Linked DNA regions of Mus musculus: region 2 is linked to region 1. Evidence: chromatin contacts called from ENCODE POLR2A ChIA-PET data. All regions are on one chromosome and are shown on one strand. The core of a region is the stretch at or near the end of the contact, and the rest is flanking DNA. Distances in the headings are between cores, read along the strand shown.

Region 1 (3,457 bases), core at 308-2,807:
CTTGCCCATAAACTGGGAATTTTATGAGTACTTATAATGGAATTGTTGTAAACCTTCCATAGAAAACATTTAGCAAAGCATATATTTAGACTGCAATAAATACTCTATGTTATTTCATGTGCAAGTGTGGGGCTTGAGGCCCTGTGCAAGCTGAACAAGTTTCCTAGCACTGAACTATACCCACTGCCCCAGCATTTACCTACTACTGCTCGGTTCTTCTTTTTTCTTTTCTTTTTCTTGTTTTTGTTTTGTGTTGTTTTGGTTTTGGTTTTAAGATGTATTTATTTTATATATGTGAGTAAGCTGTTGCAGTCTTCAGGTACACCAGAAGAGGGCGTCAGATCCCATTACCGATGGTTGTGAGCCACCATGTGGTTGCTGGGATTTGGACTCAGGACCTCTGGAAGAGCAGTCATTCTTTTCTTTTTATTGGCAGCGGCTGGCTATGTGTCCCAGGCTGCTCTCAAATTCCTGAGCCTCCTCCCTCAGCTTCCTGAGTGTTAGGTGGGTGTCACTAGGTTTGGTTTCTATTGGCTGATAGGTTATTTCTCCACTGGTGAAATGAGCCCATTCAAGCCAGATTAGATTATATACAGGCAGGTTTATTGAAAAGCTGCTCTAGGGTCCAAAGCCATCATGGGGAGAGAGAAGTGGGGAGCGGGGAGAGAAAGAAAGGGCATGCACTGGCTGCAGAGAGAGGAGAGGGAGGGAGAGGAAGAAAGGGAGGGAGGGAGGGAGAGAGAGATCTCTGTGGGAAGAGCAGCCCAGCACCTGGGATGGAACGTTCAGGGTTGGGGGGTAGGATAGACGAAGTAGGGACTGAGGGATGCTGGGAGAACCTGGAGACGAGCTATGCTTTGATATGTAAAATATGTCCTCAGTTCCTTATCCCGGGGTGGGGGCAGGGAGTCAGAAACCACACCTTGGCTATTTCTAAGAATGTTTCTCTGACCTCAAAATGACTACCTGAACCAGCAAATATATAAGGTGTCCAGTGAAAAATCTTAAAATGTTCTGTTAAGTTTGCTGCTTCCTCCTCTTGTGGACCCAGCCAGGAGAGTGTGCCTGACAAGAAACAGGCAAAGAAGCCTCTAAGTGAATAAATAGGAAAGGGACTGGACTATTCGGTACTTGTGATACACTTGTGATATGAAGAAACCAAACAAATGTTAATGAAGTAAGATGGGCCCCTGCGTTCTAGAACCTTCTACCATGTCGGGCATGTAAAGTGCTAGTTTTCACAGTGGATGCAGCTCATAGTGGTGGTGAGAAAAATCTGCAAACACAAGCGTTCCTTGTGTCCCTCAACTCACTGACAGGCCTCCGCAGCCTCCCATGTTCCTCAGAGCTAGCTGTGTTTGTTTATGTCGGTCTCTGCTGTTACATATCGGATCTGGGACTTTTCCTGCTTAATATTTAACTTGCCCCGGGGTTCCTGTGCCACACAGCTCATGGACTAGCAGGGTTGAGTTTAAGGACTCCGTGTTTGCTGTCTTAGCCTGCACTGCCGCAGAAACACAGATTTTTTTTTTCTTTTTTCTATTTTTAATCAGGTCTTGTTCTGTGTCAGCCACCCGTACCTAAACAAGGTCGATATAAAAGTTACAGCAAATTAGACAAAGCCCAGGCTATCCGATGCTCCGCCCAGTCAGACTGGACCGCCAGGTGCCACTCTCCACCTTCATTAAGCCCTTGTTAGGAATCTTTGTGGACCCAAGCATAGCAGACTTCCAGAAATGGGCTTAATATTTAACCCCAAGGGAGCAAAGAACAATAAACATGAAATAAAGTCTCACGAAGCTACAAAAGAGTCACGCAGGGAAAAACTGTCAAGTCCTGGGAGGAAGGAGAGGAGACCTTGTAAGGTCTTGACCTAACGCGTCCTTATTCTGCTGGGTGTTTTGATAGATGTTCCCAGCAAGCAGCAGCCGGCGCTTTTACTATCTGACCACAGAAAGCCTGTGTGAACAGAAGCGCTGGGAGGTGGTGTGCCTTACGTCATCCCAGCACGAATCTCCAACACCTCTAGACTAGTCCGCCCCCGACGAATGATGTCTCAACTAAGATGTGCTCAGGACAAGCCGCTTCTCTGTAATCAAAACTGAATCTCCAACATATCCGGAGAGTGTAGCTGTGGGATATACCATACTGCAGCTGTACACATGTCAATCACTTTATTGCTTCCCTAACAGGCTGTAAAAACTCTTTGGAATCTGATAGGGCAGGACCTAGATACTGCTATCTAGCCTTGTGTGGCAATGATTTTACGTGGAATGTTTAAGCACGCACTTAGTGTGTGCATATGCTGTTTATGTGTGGGTGCACATATGTCACAATGCAGGTGTATATAGAGGTCAGAGGACAACTTGTGGTCCCCTGGTTTTCTCCTGCTACTAAGTGGGTTTTTATAGGGGCTTAAATTCATTCACCAAGGTCAGTAGTAATAAATTATTTCTCTACACTGGACAAGTAAGTCGATTCAAAACATTAAAATATGTATAAATGTAAGTTTATTGGGAAGGGGCTCCCTGGTGGTTGAGTTCATGGCCCCAAGGGAAAAGGCGGGATAGTCATCATGGGAACGGACACAGAGGGGAGGGGAAAAAGAAAGAGAGAAAGCATGTGTATAGAGAGAAGGAAAGGGGGAAGACAGAAGAGGAGGGGGTCGGAGGCCAAAAGGTCTGATTATATAGGGAAGAGCCTCAGGGGGAAGGGCAGCCCAGCCCCTGGGCTGGAAAGTTCAGGGTTGGGGGAGGGATATGCAGGGTTGGGACTGAGGAATGTTGGGAGAGCCTGAAGGCGAGGTCTGCTTTGATATGTAAAAATATTATGCATCTCAGTCCCTTGTCCCTGGGTCTGAAGACAAACAGTTAGTAAGGCTCTTTACCTGCTGAGCTATCTCACCAGCCCTACATTTTAAGTTTTGATGGTTATACTTGGTTAGTTATTTCTACATAATTTAAACATTTAGCTGATTAAGATTTTAATTTAGGCAGATGTGGTGGTGGCCTGGCTCTAATCCCACAGTATGTGGCCCGCTGAAGAAGCTGGAGGGTCAGGAGTTCAAAGTCATCTTCAGCCTCCTATCAGTTTTTAGGCTAGCCTGGGCCACATTAAGAACCTGTGTATATAAGAAACAAAACAAACCAGCACAAACAACCAGGGGCTGAAGAGATGACTCAGCTCTTTAGAGTACTGGCTGCTCTTAGAGAGGACCCAGGTTCATTTCCCAGCATCCACAGGGTGGCTCTGAACTCCACCTGGTGGGTCTGTAACTCCAGTTCCAGGGAGATGCAATGCCTTCTTTGATCTCTCTGGGCATCAGTCAAGCATGTGATGCAGACAGAACATTTATACACATAAAATAAACATTTAAGATCTGAAATAAGAGAAAACAATTATAAAAATTTTATAGCTATTTTATTTGCTTTCTTATATTCTACCCCCTCCCTTCCAA
Region 2 (3,457 bases), core at 605-3,104, 190 kb after region 1:
CTTTGCTGTTATGAATTGGAACCTAACTATCTGATGTGCACATCTGTACATTTTACTACGGGACCCTGTCAAAAGAGTCTTTTGACCCCTCAAAAGGTCATGATGCACAAATTGAGAGCCACTGGCCTAAGGATTGACCCCAACAGCGATTCAACCAGACCACAGGCCTGTCAACCATACGTGTGTGTATCTATATTTATATGGACTTTTGTGTCCTGTAGTGATGTTGAGACAGTCGCATCCACCTTTCTAGAAGAAGCCAGTGAGACCACAGATGGTTATGTTACTTTCCAGCTTCCTGAGCAAAGATTTTTAGCAGATTGGCACCTCCGTGGAAAAAAAAAAAGCAAGTTTTCCCCAGTCTATCTTTTTTTTTAAAGTTTATTTATTATTTATTTTTTATGTATATGAATACACTGTAGCTGTATTGATGGTTGTGAGCTGTCATGTGGTTGCTGGGAATTTGAATTTAGGACCTCTGTTCGCTCTGGTTGACCTCTCTCACTTCAGCTTGGCCCTGCTCACTCCTGCTTAAAGATTTATTTATTATTATATGTAAGTACACTGTAGCTGTCTTCAGACACCCTAGAAGAGGGCATCAGATCTCATTACAGATGGTTGTGAGCCACCATGTGGTTGCTGGGATTTGAACTCAGGACCTTCGGAAGAGCAGTCAGTGCTCTTAACCGCTGAGCCATCTCTCCAGCCCTCTTTTTTTTTTTTTTAAATATTTATTTATTTATCTATCTATTTATTTATTTATTATATGTAAGTACACTGTAGCTGTCTTCAGACACTCCAGAAGAGAGCATCAGATTTTGTTATGGATGGTTGTGAGCCACCATGTGGTTGCTGGGGTTTGAACTCAGGACCTTTGGAAGAGCTGTCGGTGCTCTTAACCACTGAGGTATCTCACCAGCCCCCCCAGTCTATCTTTAAAACAACAGTTTCCACTGGGTATGATTATCACTGCACTTCATTCACCTGCATTTCTGAGAAGATTGCAACTTGGAACAAGCCTACTGCTACCTTGAGGGAATTGTAAAAAATTATAAGTCTGACGATGGTCCCAGCAAATGAGAACGCTTGAGGAAGTGGTCCTGCATAAAGATTGTGTAAGCCATTTATGAGCTCTGCCTTTACTTTGTGTGGGTTTAATAAATAAATGTTCATTGGGAAAAACGAAGTCTAGTTTTGGAAGGTTTAATAAAGTTATGGCTTTATTTTCCTAATTGGTTTTGTTTAGACGAAAAGTTCAAATTAATTTAAAGTCAGCTAACGACCTTGTCAGGAGTAAAAAAGATAGGTGGAGTGAAATCTGTGCAGGTGGGAAAATGTTAATGGACAATACTCTAACGGAATTAACGGACATTGGTTTGCATCTTTAACCCTCAAGAATAGAAAATCCACAGCTTCAAAAATGTCAAAAAGAAAATCTGTTAATTCATAAGACAAATACGGAGGCCATGGGACTTCTGGCTTGAGAGTTCCCTGCGGTCTGATTACACATTTGGAGTTTAAACCACAAGGTCCAAATGGGTGAGTTTGTTCTTGACAGCAATGGTTTCGGGACCATTACTAGGTCCTAGTCCCTCGCCCCTTCCATCCCTTCTTGTCTTCCACAAGCACGATTCGCCTAACACTTAACGTCCCTTCCTTCCTTCCCCATCTTCCTTTTCTCACCCAGTAAATCTTCCCTCTGCTCTCTTAATTTTAGAAATAGTTTTGAGACAAAGGAGAAAAGCCAGACGAGAAATCCCAAACTTATCGTGCAAACCCCGCCCACTCACGCCCGGACAAGACTTCCGGGTTCTGCCTCCGCGGCCGCGCCACTTCCTCTGACGTCACCGGTCAGAGGTGACCGGCAAGATGTCCGCAGGCGGCGGCGGCCGCTTAGAGCTCCTGTAGCGCGGCTCATCTGTGTGACAGGGGCCGGGCGGAGGCGGCTGAGAGTGGTCGGGGAGGGGACAGGAGGCGGAGGACGGGTGGCTAGGCGCTCCGGGTGCACGGGCCGCTACCGGGAATGCGCTGCAGCGCCCCGTGCAGCCTGAAAGGCGAGCCCCGCAGGAGCTCTTCATGCCGCCCACCGGCTTAGAGTCCTCCAGGATGAACAGGAAGAAAGGAGACAAGGGCTTCGAAAGCCCACGGCCGTACAAATTATAAGTACCTTTCCCCTACTCCGTTTCTCGCCCTGCTCTGATTTTGTTTTCATTGATTCTGTGAGTGACTTGATGAGTCCGGGAAACTAGTGGGAAATTAGAGCCCACTCCAGGGGACATGATGTTTGTAGGGTGAAACGGTTTTGAATAATTGTTCAGCATACTCCTTCCCCGCCCACGGGCTCATAAACCTTTCTTAAAGTACCGCTATATTTTTTTGTCAAGACAAACCTTTTCATGGCTGTTGCTCGATTTAAAATAAGCAGGTTACTCATTTTGTAGAATTCGAAGACAAACTACTGTGTGGTTTTTGAGCGGCTCAGTATATAGTCCCTATTCGTACTTAGATTTATGCTTTCATATAATAATAGTCGTTTCTTTCTTTTTTTTTATATATACAACCCATCAGGTCGTCTGTATCAACAACATAAACTTCCAGCGAAAATCAGTTGTGGTAAGATCACTCCCGGTCATCATAAGTCAGCCTTTCACAGTTCTTGGGGGGGATTCTATAGTCTTCCAGATTATATGGTGCCCCAGAATAAGACATAAGAATTCAAGTCTAGTTTGCTATACATGCTGTTCTCTGTTCTCCCCACCTTTTCCCATTTCCTGATTAAAATGTTCAAATATGCTAAGTATATTGTGCAATAGGAAGTCTTTATAGTCAAACACCTTCACATTGTGCATTAGACAGGACAGCCTGTAGTCATAGCAGTCTTAGATTCAGCTGTTCATTTATGGAGTGTCATTTGGAATATTTGTCACACATTGCTATTTGGGGATAGAACGTGAAAACATTAGGGAGTATTTGTAATTTAAGTTTTTACTTCAGCAGTATAGGAAACTCATGATACCTCTCAGTGAAGCTTAGCATTATTAGAGTCAACGTGATTGATAGAATTATACTGTGTTAGTTGAATTGCTCTTGTCTATAAGACATTCCTTTTTTGTTGTTGTTGTTGTTTTGTTTTTTGTTTTTCAAGACAGGGTTTCTCTGTATAGCCCTGGCTGTCCTAGAACTCACTCTGTAGACCAGGCTGGCCTTGAACTCAGAAATCCGCCTGTCTCTGCCTCCCAAGTGCTGGGATTAAAGCATGCACTACCACTGCCCGGCTATAAGACATTCCTTAAGGGATATGTATATTAACCCATTGATTCTTCACTGTAATCTCTTGACACAGATAAGATTTAAGTCCCAGCTCTTCCCCCCCCCCCATCCTGCTTGCTCTGGCCATATTTATTTCATATATGTGGGTACACTGTCACTGTCTTCAGACACAGCAGAAGACAGCATC

The links. ChIA-PET counts read pairs that join two places held with the same protein, here RNA polymerase II (POLR2A).
Region 2: POLR2A ChIA-PET joins it to region 1 with 11 read pairs in embryonic stem cell. The contact joins the promoter of Taf2 here to the enhancer-like site in region 1. POLR2A ChIA-PET finds 5 or more read pairs at or near these places in 2 of 5 experiments (Patski and embryonic stem cell).

The regions. Positions count from the first base shown.
Region 1 is chr15:55,264,182-55,267,638 of GRCm38, reverse strand. No RefSeq gene overlaps it. Among named protein-coding and RNA genes, the nearest start is that of Gm26296, 3.3 kb to the right of the region's middle. Within about 2 kb of position 1,557, at least 1 of the 3 ENCODE cell types and tissues checked has a DNase peak (open chromatin) inside an H3K27ac peak, as active enhancers do.
Region 2 is chr15:55,070,549-55,074,005 of GRCm38, reverse strand. It overlaps Taf2 (TATA-box binding protein associated factor 2), which reads left to right and starts at 1,854. Exons shown (of 26, transcript NM_001081288.1): 1 at 1,854-2,159; 2 at 2,559-2,613. The coding sequence starts at 2,077.